2 separate regions of the Homo sapiens genome follow, and region 1 is linked to region 2. The links are chromatin contacts, found by Hi-C or POLR2A ChIA-PET in ENCODE. All regions are on one chromosome and are shown on one strand. Each heading gives the region's core, a stretch centred on a gene start or an enhancer-like site at or near the end of the contact. The rest is flanking DNA. Distances are from core to core; before and after follow the strand shown. Region 1 overlaps RNF103-CHMP3 (RNF103-CHMP3 readthrough). Region 2 overlaps KDM3A (lysine demethylase 3A).

Evidence for each region. Hi-C counts contacts between places; a loop is a spot of excess contacts on that map. ChIA-PET counts read pairs that join two places held with the same protein, here RNA polymerase II (POLR2A). Pooled maps may share reads with other maps.
Region 1: a pooled map shows a loop between it and region 2 (4-fold over the local background). The contact joins two enhancer-like sites. A Hi-C loop is called at or near these places in 1 of 168 maps with a recorded cell type or tissue (endothelial cell of hepatic sinusoid) and 3 of 50 pooled maps. POLR2A ChIA-PET finds 5 or more read pairs at or near these places in 1 of 52 experiments (activated T-cell).

What each region holds. Positions count from the first base shown.
Region 1 is chr2:86,580,340-86,586,438 of GRCh38, forward strand. The region is part of intron 3 of RNF103-CHMP3 (RNF103-CHMP3 readthrough); the gene reads right to left. The region is part of intron 5 of CHMP3-AS1 (CHMP3 and RNF103 antisense RNA 1); the gene reads left to right. Among named protein-coding and RNA genes, the nearest start is that of CHMP3, 20 kb to the left of the region's middle. Within about 2 kb of position 3,877, at least 3 of the 41 ENCODE cell types and tissues checked have a DNase peak (open chromatin) inside an H3K27ac peak, as active enhancers do.
Region 2 is chr2:86,480,392-86,486,063 of GRCh38, forward strand. KDM3A (lysine demethylase 3A) reads left to right here. Exons shown (of 26, transcript NM_018433.6): 17 at 1,539-1,711; 18 at 2,067-2,303; 19 at 3,596-3,767; 20 at 4,551-4,638; 21 at 5,338-5,468. Among named protein-coding and RNA genes, the nearest start is that of KDM3A, 42 kb to the left of the region's middle. RefSeq lists an enhancer at 1,415-2,614. Within about 2 kb of position 1,825, at least 3 of the 41 ENCODE cell types and tissues checked have a DNase peak (open chromatin) inside an H3K27ac peak, as active enhancers do.

The DNA of each region.
Region 1 (6,099 bases), core at 2,627-5,126, 100 kb after region 2:
GATATTTAATTAATAAAATTGAATTTATAATTTTAAAACTCCCAAAAAGAAATCTTTAGGCCAAGATAGTTATTCCACCAATGTTTAAAGAAGAATTAACAACTGTTATCAAAATCTCTCCCAGAAAATAGAAAATCGAGCCTTTCCCAATTCCTTTTATGAAGTTAGTATTACCCTTATATCAAAACTAGATACAGAAAACAGTATAAAATAAGAAAACTACAGACTAAAGTCCCTTGTGACATAGCCATAAAAATTAACAAAATATAGCAAATAGAATTCAGCAATATAGAAAAAGAGTTATAGATCATGATCAAGTAGAGTTTATTTCAGGGATACAAAGATATATCTATCTATCTATCTACATCTATCTATCTATCTATCTATCTATCTAGATAGATAATGGATATCTAGATAGATAGATATGGATATCTAGATAGATATCTCTAGATAGATAGAACTAGATAGATCTAGATAGATAGATAGACAGATGATAGATAGATAGATAGATAGATAGATAGATAGATAGATAGATAGATAATGTCTATATAGTCCCAAACTCCTGGCCTCAAGTGATCTTCCCACCTTGACCTCCCAAAGTGCTGGAATTACAAGTGTGAGCCACTGCACCCAGACTATTTTTAAAAAATAAGTGTAAGCCACCTTATTCATGGACTAAAGGAGAAATATCTCATGACCATATCAACTGATGCTGAAAAAGCATTTGACAAAATTAAATACCTATTCATAATAAAACAAAGCAAAAATCTCTCAGAAAAATAGAAACAGAGGGGAACTTTCTCAACTTGATAAAGATTGTCTACAAAAAACACAGCTAACATTAAACTTAATGGTGAAAGACTGAAAGTTTTCCCATAAGATTGGGATATCCACTTCCACCACTCAACATAGTGCTGGAAGATCTAACTACTGCAATAGGGTAAGAAAAGGAAATAAAAAAAATACCAACCAGAAAGAAAGAAATTAAACTTTTGTTGTTTGAAGACAATATGATTGTCTATGTAGAAATCCCCAGACATCTACCAAAAACTCCTAGAACTAAAGATGAGTTCTGTAAGGTCGCAGAATAAAGATAAATTTACAAAAAAATAATTTTATATATCATTCTATATACTAGCAATGAATACATGAGCACCAAAGTTTAAAATATATACCATTTACAATCACTCAAAAATGAAATACTTAGATCTAAATCTAACAAAACAGGTACAGGACTTGTATGCTAAAAATCACACAACACTAATGAAAGAAATTAATGATCTAAATAAAATGGAGACACATACTATGTTAATAGACTGGAAAATGCAATGTAGTAAAGATGTCAATTCTCCCCACATTGGCATATATAGGTTTAACATAATTTCTACCAATAAAAGCTAGTTATATATATATATATATATATATATATATATATATATATATATAGTGTTTCTATACACAAGCAATAGTTACAAAACGAAATTTATAAAACATTATTATTTGCAATAGCATGAGAAAATCAAATTCCTAAGAATACATTCAAAGAAAGATATACAAGACTCCTTTACAGGCAACCACAAAACACTGATGACAGAAATCAAAGATCTAAAAACATGGAGAAATATACCACGTATTGGAAGACTCAATATTGTAAAGATAACAATTCACCCCAAAAGTGATCTACAGATTTAATGCAATCCAGTTAAAATCACAGAAGTGCTTTTGGTAGTGAGTTTTGATAAGCTAATTCACAAATTTTATGTGGAAATGCAAAATACTAAAGTCAGAAGATTCATGCTACCTGATATGAATGGTATTTTTAAATTCTGAAAACTAAAATTCAATAGTGTTGTGAAATTATTATAGAGAACAATGGAACAGAATAGAGAATCGAGTAGCACAAAGATACATAAACACTGTCAGTTGATTTACAACAAATGCTACCACAATTTAGCGGAAGACGTGATATTCTTTCCATTAAGTTTTGTTAGGTCTATTTAGATATCCACAAGAAGGCCAGGCGCGGTGGCTCACGCCTGTAATCCCAGTACTTTGGGAGGCCGAGAGAGGCGGATCACGAGGTCAGGAGTTCGAGACCAGCCTGGCCAACACGGTGAAACCCTGTCTCTACTAAAAATACAAAAATTAGCCGGGTGTGGTGGCATGTGCCTGTAGTCTCAGCTACTCAGGAGCCTGAGGCAGGAGAATCGCTTGAACTTGGGAGGCAGAGCTTGCAGTGAGCCACGATCGCGCCATTGTACTCCAGCCTGGGTGACAGAGCTAGACTCCGTCTCAAAAAAAAAAAAAAAAAAAAAAAAGATATCCACAAGAAAAAGTGAACATAAATCTCTACCTCACACCACACACAAAATTAATCTGAGATGGTCCAGGCACGGTGGCTCATGCCTGTAATCCTAGCACTTTGAGAGGCTGAGGCAGGCGGATTGCCTGAGTTCAGGAGTTTGAGACCAGCCTGGGCAACATGGTGAAACCCTGTCTCTACTGAAATACAAAAAATTAGCTGGGCGTGTGGCATGCACCTGTAGTCCTAGCTACTCGGGAGGCTGAGGCAGGAGAATTGCTTGAACCCGGGAGGCGGAGGTTACAATGAGCTGAGATCATGCCACTGCACTCCACCCTGGGACAGAGGAAGACTCCATCTCCAAAAAAAAAAAAAAATTTAATCTGAGATGGATTGAAACTGAAATAAGACAGGTAAACAGACAAAGCATCCAAAACAGGAAAATATTTTCATAACTTTGAGGTAGGCAAAGGTGACTTAAACAGAACACAAATTTTAATTAGCTATAAAAAATTGCTAAATTGGATTTCTTAAACATTAAGAACTTCTGTTCATTAAAAGACGCCATTAAGAGAGTAAAAAAGGTCTGGATGTGGTGGTTCATGCCTGTAATCCCAGCACATTGGGAAGCCAAGGCAGGTGGATCACTTGAGGTCAGGAGTTCGAGACCAGCCTGGCCAATATGGTGAAACCCCATCTCTGTTGAAAATACAAAAATCAGCTGGGCATGGCGGCGCACACCTATAGCTCCAGCTATTTGGGAGGCTGAGGCAGGAGAATTGTTTGAACCCAGGAGGCGGAGGTTGCAGTGAGCCGAGATCACACTACTGCACTCCAGCCCGGGCAACAGAGTGAGACTCCATATCAAAAAAAAAAAAAAAAAAAAAAAAAAGAGAGAGAGAGAGTAAAACAAGAAGCCAGAGACTGTTAACATATTTTCAACAGAATACTCATATCAAGAATACAGAACTCTTGCAAATTAATAACTCATCATAATTTTTAAATGAGCAAAGTACTTAAATAGGCACTTCACAAAATAAGATATTAAAAGTGCCAATAACAGTATGAAAGGATGATTAATATCATATTCATCAGAGAAATAAAAACCATACTGAAATACCATGGAAAGCACTCACAATATCAAATGTTGGAAAATGATATGGAGCAACAGGGACTCATACACTGCTAGATAGAGTGTACATTGGTACAACCAGATTGGAAAATTCTTTAGCAGAATCTACTAAAGCTAAACATATTAAACCTTATGATAGAACAATTCTATTCCTTACATATATTCAAAATAAATAAGTGGTTATGTCCACTGAAAGTCATGTACAATAATATTCAAGGCAGTTTTATTCATAATAGCAAAAACTGGAAACAAATGTTCATCAGCCACAAAATGAATGCATAAATTGTGGGATATTTATACAATATAATATACAACAATATTAGTTTTTAAAGAAAGAACTATGGATACATGCAGCATTATGGCTGAATCTCATAGGAACCACCACGCTTTGCTTGGACTCAAGCTTTTTGCACTGCAGTCAGGAAACTGTCCTATGCAGACAGCTGAGTAATCATGGAGCCTACCCTGTTAGTTTCCTTTCTCTCAAAGATCTCAATCTTGTACTTATCTTGTACTTCCTGTTATTCATTGCCTGAAAACAGCTATCTCATGTATTTTTGTCTGGTTTTACAGTTATTTGTAGCAAGAGGACTAGTCCAGTGCCAATTACTCCATCACAGCCAGAAGTAGAAATCCTGAGTCATTTTAAGAGGTAGCACTGCACTTGGGAAAACTGGATGTTGGGGTTGAGAGCAGAATGAAGATTAGATGACTACAGGGGCCTTTACTCAGACTGGCATTATGGCATACAATATATAGGTGGAAAGATGACTAGCAAATTTTGGATATGGTGTGATTAAGATGCTGTCATAGTTAAAGGCTAAGCTGCTATAACAGATACCTCAAAATGCAATGACTTAAATAAAATAGAAGTTTATTTCTGTTTTGTGGAATAATCCAGTAATTTCCATAGTAGGGCAGCTCTGCTCTGTGAAGTCATGCAGAAACATTGGCTGGCTAAGCAACTGTGTCTGCCAGTCATACCTAACTTTCAAGGTTGCATCCATTATTAACATATCTAGCAGGTTAGAAGTAGGAAGAGAAAGAAATAACACACATACCCAATGTTTTAAGTCAAAACCCAAAACCGGCAGGCATTATTTTTGCTTACATTCTATTGGCAAGAATTAGTCACATTGCCCACACCTAGCTACAATGTGGGTTGAGAAATATAGTTAACAACTGGGTATTTGTTCAGCTAAATTTCTAGTATACTGATCAAAATCAAGGCAAGGATGTCCCTTCTTATCCTTCCTTTCAACATTATACTGAAAGTCCCAATGAATGCAATAAGACAAGAAAGTAAGAGGTATACTGATTGGGAAGGAAGAAATAAATCTTTGTTCAAACATGACATGATCATCTATGTAGAAAATCCAAAAGAACTGACAAAAAAAAAGAGAAAATAAAAAACCTTCTGGAGCTAATAAGCAATTATAACAAGGTTGCAGGATACAAGGTTTATATATGAAAATCAATTGCATTCCTATACAAATGGTCCCCAACTTACAATGGTTCAACTTACAATGGGGCAAAAGTGATTGGCAACCATGAAGTTTCAGATTTTAACCACTGGTGATTCTTTGTCCAGAGACTCTCTGGGCTGCATTTCAGGCTTACAACATTTTCAACATGGGTCTATTGGTACATAACTCCACCGTAAGTCAAGGAGCATCTACATACAGCAATGAACAAGTGGAATTTGAAATTTAAAACACAATAACATTGACATCAGCAACCCCTCCCCAGGAAGTACTTAGATGTAAATCTAACAAAGTAAGTACAAGATCTATATGAAGAAAATTACAAAACTCTGATGGAAAAAATCAAAGAAGAACTAAATAAATTGAAAGATCTTCTATAGGATAGGAAGACTCAATATTGTCAAGATGTCAGTTTTTCCCAACTTGATCAATAGTCAATGAAATTTCAATCAAAATCCCAGCAAGTTATTTTGTGAATATCAACAAACAAATTCTAAAATTTATGCAGGGGACAATAGGCAGAATAGCCAACACAATATTGAAAGAGAACAAAGTTGGAGGACTAAGATTATACAACTTCAAGACTTATTTTTAAGCTACAATAATAATATCACGATTAAAACAGTGTGATAATGTCAAAAGAATAAACAAATAGACCAATGGAACAGAATAGACAGCCCAGAAATAATCCCACATAAATAAAATAGTCTATTGGTATCCACAGGGGATTGGTTCCTGGACCTCCTGCAGATATCAAAACCCACGGATGCTCAAGTCTCTGATTTAAAATGGCATAGTATTTGCATATTACTTATGCACATCCTCCTGGGTACTTAAAATCATCTCTAGATTACTTATAATACTCAATACAACATAAATGCTATGTATTAGGTTGGTGCAAAAGTAATTGCAGTTTTTGCCATTACTTTCAAAGGTAAAAACCACAATTACTTTTGCACCAACCTAATAAATAAGTTGTTACACTGCATTGTTTAGGGAACATGTTCAGTATATTTCTAATATTTTTGATCGATGTTTAGTTGAATCCATGGATGTGGAACCCACGAATATGAAGGGCTGAATGTACAGTCAACTGATCTTTGACAAAGGAGCAAAGGCACCACAAGGGAGGAAAAGATAGTCTTTTCAACAAATGGTGCTGGGACAACTGGACATCCACA
Region 2 (5,672 bases), core at 575-3,074:
TTGAGTATTTTAGTCCATTCGTGGAAGGACTTGAGAGAACAGTGGTTAGAAGTCGTGTGGAATGGAAAGTGCTTCTCTGGAGTCATCCTGGAACCTGCCACAAATGAAAGTGTTTTTGAAATGCAGCACCAAAGAGGAGAAATTTTGCTGCATTAAAATTTAGGGACTTCCACCTTCTGGCTGTGTTACAGAAGAGAAGAATTGCAGGCCACTTCTTTCATGCAAAGATCTGGAGCAAAATTTTAATGAATCAAATTTGACACTGTAAATGAAGGAATATTTGAATGTTAGACTACATCTGAATTTCTGGAAAAACCTTTATATAGCTTTAAAAATGTGATAAGGAGCTCTTAAAAGAACTCATAAATTAAGTCTAAGATGACTGTTGTAGAAAAAAATAATTTGAAAAGCTGGCAAGAGCACAGCTGGTGAGTTTATACATACCTTAGAAAGAGGAAAAGGAATATTCAAACTCCTGTTGTGGTCCAGGCCCTCTCTTTACATGTGATGTAATTCTGTGATGCCCAATCATCAATACTGCTCATTATTTCTGTATTACTGATGAGGAAGCTGAAGCATATAGAAACCAGCTCATTTGAGCCGAAGTAAGACAATTAGCAAGTGGCCGGAAAAGAATTCAAGTTTTTCAAGGTTTTTCCAGAAATGAAGATACAGTCTGACATTCAAAAATGTAGAAGAATCATGGGACAAGATGCAGGAAAACATTAAGTAAAATTCAGTACCTGTTAATGATTTACAAAAAACTTCTTAAATTAAGAACATTCTTAATCAAGAGTTTAAACCAAAAAACAAGACTGGAGACATCATAAATAGTCGTTGAATTTTTTTAAAAATTTGTTTTGAGTTTTTTTGAGACGGAATCTTGCTCTGTCCAGCCAGGCTGGAGTGCAGTGGCATGATCTTGGCTCACTGCAACACTGCACTCTGCCTCCCAGGTTCAAGCCATTGTCCTGCCTCAGCCTCCTAAATAGCTAGGATTATAGACGCCTGCCACCACGCCCTGCTAACATTTGTATTTTTAGTAGAAGTGGGGTTTTGCCATGTTGGCCAAGCTGGTCTTTGAGGTTTTTGTTTGTTTGGTTTTGTTTTTTTTTTTTTAAACAGTTTCTGTGTTCAAGAACAAGACAAAGGATATCTGTTTTCACTCTTTATTAAGCATTGTACTGGAAGTCCTGGTCAGTGCATTCAGGGAAAAAAAATGTGTAAAGAGAATGCTGCCAATATTTGTAGACAGTACATGCAAAAAATCCAAAAGAATCTACATTTACTAAACATTTGTCAGGGTTGCTAGATACAAAGGTCAATTTACAAAATTCCATTGTACTGGATAGTTATTGTTTTTAACATCAGTGAGGAATCGTCTAAGTAAATCATATCATTCATACTTACTCCCTAAAGTATTTTTTTTGTTTCAGTAAATAGAAAGCAAGTTCTAAAGTAATTCTGCTAGTAGAATACTAATAAGGGATTTGCCTTTCAGAATGTTTTTTCATCTGGATGTTTTGGTTTTATTTTAGAAAAACAACCAACAATGCCAATTTTAAAGAATGAAATCAAATGCCTTCCACCCCTCCCACCTTTAAGCAAATCCAGCACAGTCCTCCATACGTTTAACAGCACAATTTTGACACCCGTAAGCAACAACAATTCTGGTTTCCTCCGGAATCTCTTGAATTCTTCTACAGGAAAGGTATGTGTTTGTTTGTTGGTATTCCATGTTTTAAAGTTGAAGACAGAACAGGAAGAGAGTAGAGAAGTTGGAACTGAAAGTAGAAAGGAGACTGAATCACATACTTACCTTTGTGGGTTCAGAAGGCTGAGTCACTGGAGGATGGGTTTTATGGGACTATAGTTCTGAGCTGGGCCACTTTCTCCTGTTACCTCACTTCTATGAGTTGTCAAGTGGGGACAGGGGACGTACCTTTTTGCCTGGGGGTCCTGGCTTGGAATCTTCTGGATATGTAATCTATACTCATTATGGGAATGGAGTTTCTTGATGGTAAGGGAATGACATATTTGAGACTTTTGTTCTTTCTCCAATTCAGACAGAAAATGGACTCAAGAATACACCAAAAATCCTTGATGACATCTTTGCCTCTTTGGTGCAAAATAAGACGACTTCTGATTTATCTAAGAGGCCTCAAGGACTAACCATCAAGCCCAGCATTCTGGGCTTTGACACTCCTCACTATTGGCTTTGTGATAATCGCTTGCTGTGCTTGCAAGACCCCAACAATAAGAGCAACTGGAATGTGTTTAGGGAGTGCTGGAAACAAGGGCAGGTAATGTAGGCCTCCCATCCTCCTGCCCTATTCAGAACCCCCTTCTCAGTTCCTTTAGCAGACTTCTGACAACCCCACCCCAGGCTTTCCCCCTCCTTCACCTCCTGTTTTATTCTTTATTGTTTCAGGTGAATATAATCAGGTCAGGATGTGGCCATGGGTCTTACTTTTTAAAGCAGATGGTCCTAAGCTGGACTTTTCCAGTCAGGTTTTTGTTGCTTCCTACCAGTCCCTGTTGGGTTTTTGACGAGGGCATCCAGGCTTGGTGATTCCTATGGTAAACTTCAGCAGAGGAAGTGAGGGTGTGACTACAGGCTGATGGGATTTGGGAGATCAGACAAAATGTGCTACAAAATCATGCACCCCTCTTACCTGAATGAAAAGCCTGTGCTGAAGGCAGTTCTAGGTGGGCTAGGGCCGCGTGGTGTCACATAGTCCCCAGGTGCCTGCTTCAAAGGGCAGTGTTGTTGGATCTTAAGTGCCGGTTAATATCTTTAGGAGAATTTCTAGGCCTGCTTCTGTGCTTTCTTGTTTTGGTTCTGTTTTCTGGATCTCTGGCTTCTCTGTTTGGCCAGATAGGGTCTTTGCTAAAGGAACACTCTGCTCTTGGACAAGAATTTGGGAGAATTGCCAAACAGAAAGATGTGAGTGTTTAACCAAAAATAAATTTCCAAAATGTTTTTCTCCATCCAGTGTACTAATAGGATTTGCTCATTTAATCATATATAGACAAGAAACAAAATGATGGGCTGAATACAGTTTATCGGCAGGCTTTCTTTCTTGCTTGTCAATATTTTAATGTTAGACTATTTCACATAAAGGTTAGAGCTTCTGGGTTGTCTTAGACGGCCAAAAGATTTGGCACCCTCACACAGCCAGTAGTAGTGAGGGGTGTCACAGGCCATATTCCTGCTTGGCAATAACAGGCTCAAGTACGGTGGGGTCAGTCACCCTGTTTCACTGGTGACTGGTGTCACTGGACACTCCTTCCAGCGCTTGTCTTCTTCACAGTCCGTCTTGCTGTAAGTAATGAGATCTTACTAGGAGAGGTGATCCTTTCTCCTAGATGCTTACCCATGTAGTTTGAGAGCAAGGGTGTGTAGCAGATGAATGGTGAAGGTTGGAGGTGCTTTGGGAGCTCAGAGAACTAAGCCGAAACTGTCACATCACCATCTGAGACGGAGCACCAGCTCCATGGAAATATACCAATAGCAGTGTGAAGAGGGACTGCCTTCGGGAGTGGGGACAGAGCTGGCAGAGTTCAGACTAAAGTTTTCCTTCTCTTCATTTAGCCAGTGATGGTGTCTGGAGTGCATCATAAATTGAACTCTGAACTTTGGAAACCTGAATCCTTCAGGAAAGAGTTTGGTGAGCAGGAAGTAGACCTAGTTAATTGTAGGACCAATGAAATCATCACAGGAGCCACAGTAGGAGACTTCTGGGATGGATTTGAAGATGTTCCAAGTATGTATGAAAGATCTTTTAAGGGGGTTGGGGATGTGAAAGGAGGGGACACAGGAATGGCAGGAGTCTGAGACCCATCAGTGGCAGCCGCAGCATTTTCCAGGATTTTGGAGTTTAAAATTAACGTCTCTCCTCCCCTTCCTTGTTACAATGTTTATGCTTTTAAACACTGAGGCATTATTACCTGTTCTGTTGGTCTTTGTTGTCCCTGGACAGAACATCAGATAGGGTCAGTCTCTCTCTCTGAGCAGAATAAGTAATTTCTGTTGCATGCTGGCCTCAGAAAAATGGGTTTACTAAACACCTGTGACCCTTGATGGTTGACGTGCATTGCTGTTGGTTAGTTGGGATGCTGCTCACTTCTTCTGGAACACTGTAGAGGAGGAGCAGATTGGATCGATGACAGCTGTTGAAATACCACCTACATGCAGTGGGCAAAAGGGAGCGGCTGAATCTCCCAAGAATGAGTAGCAGCTTAATAAGCTTCTAGGAAAGACAAGGCCCTGACACAGATCCATTAGTTGGTGATCTTTATTTTGCTGCACCTTGCTGCCTCCTGGGTACAAATGGATTTTTTTACACTGCAGAAATAAAATGGTGGATAGTTGGTAGGAGGGGAAAATTAAGGAAAAGTAATATTTGTATACTAAATTTATCAGGTTATGAAAATTTTGCAGAGACATATTTTATTTGTATTGTTGAGGCATAAAATGCTAATTTGTCATTTATTTTGGTCTGTTTCTGAATTATAAATAGTAATAGTTCATTCTGTTTACCTTTCAGATCGTTTGAAAAATGAAAAAGAACCAATGGTGTTGAAACTTAAGGACTGGCCACCAGGAGAAGATTTTAGAGATATGATGCCTTCCAGGTATGATTATGAAGGTGGGGAGAGATGATTCTGTCCTTCACTTGGTAGGATAAATTCTTTTTTGAGGTAGTGAGAAAACAGTTTTCAAGAAAATAACAAAAGTTCTGTAATTATACTGCCACTGATTTTTCATTTCTAGTCTGTAGTCATTGGAGGCATGTTTATTTTTAGATGAGATGAAGAAGTGATTGGCTTTTAGGCCTGGCTGACTAATGGAACACCACAGATTTTCCATGGTAGGCCCTGCTAGAGAAGAGGCTCACTTTTTCTTACAAGGCTGATTTGGAGGCAGTTGTGGAATCTGACCTGTCAGGGTCAGGACAATGTAGTCACAGCACTGAGTTAGACAAGAAGACATCTACTGGGTAGATCTATTTTCCTGACTGAGCTTGAAACTTTGAAAAGGGTGTCACAACTAATCAATGATATATCTCTAAGAATAACTTTTTGTCTAGAATTTATTGCTGAGATCTTTTGTCTGAACGGTTACAGCTGATTTTGACACATTGGTGTGTTGTAGGAGAGAGAGAAGACATCTTTGTAACTGCTGTACTTCTCATCTTAAATATTTGATGGCTGTCAGTCTGCATGATCACAGATGGATTTGTTCCTTTTGGTGTAGAAGGAACAAAACAGGTTACACAATAATGAATTAGAAAAGCAATCTAACTTTGCAAATTCCTGGTTCTGTTGTTCTAGGTTTGATGATCTGATGGCCAACATTCCACTGCCCGAGTACACAAGGCGAGATGGCAAACTGAATTTGGCCTCTAGGCTGCCAAACTACTTTGTTCGGCCAGATCTGGGCCCCAAGATGTATAATGCTTATGGTAAGGAGGAGATGGCTAACTTTAAAATGGAAATAAAACAATTCAAAATGTTTGGAAAATTGATTTTGTGGGAGGGAGAGGTGGAAAACACCCATAATCCTAATGCGTAATACAGCCACAGCTTTCATTTTTACATATTTCCTTTCGTTCCCTGGCCACATGTTTGTGTGTTTCTTTTCATAGTTGCAGTTGTAGGGCATATGC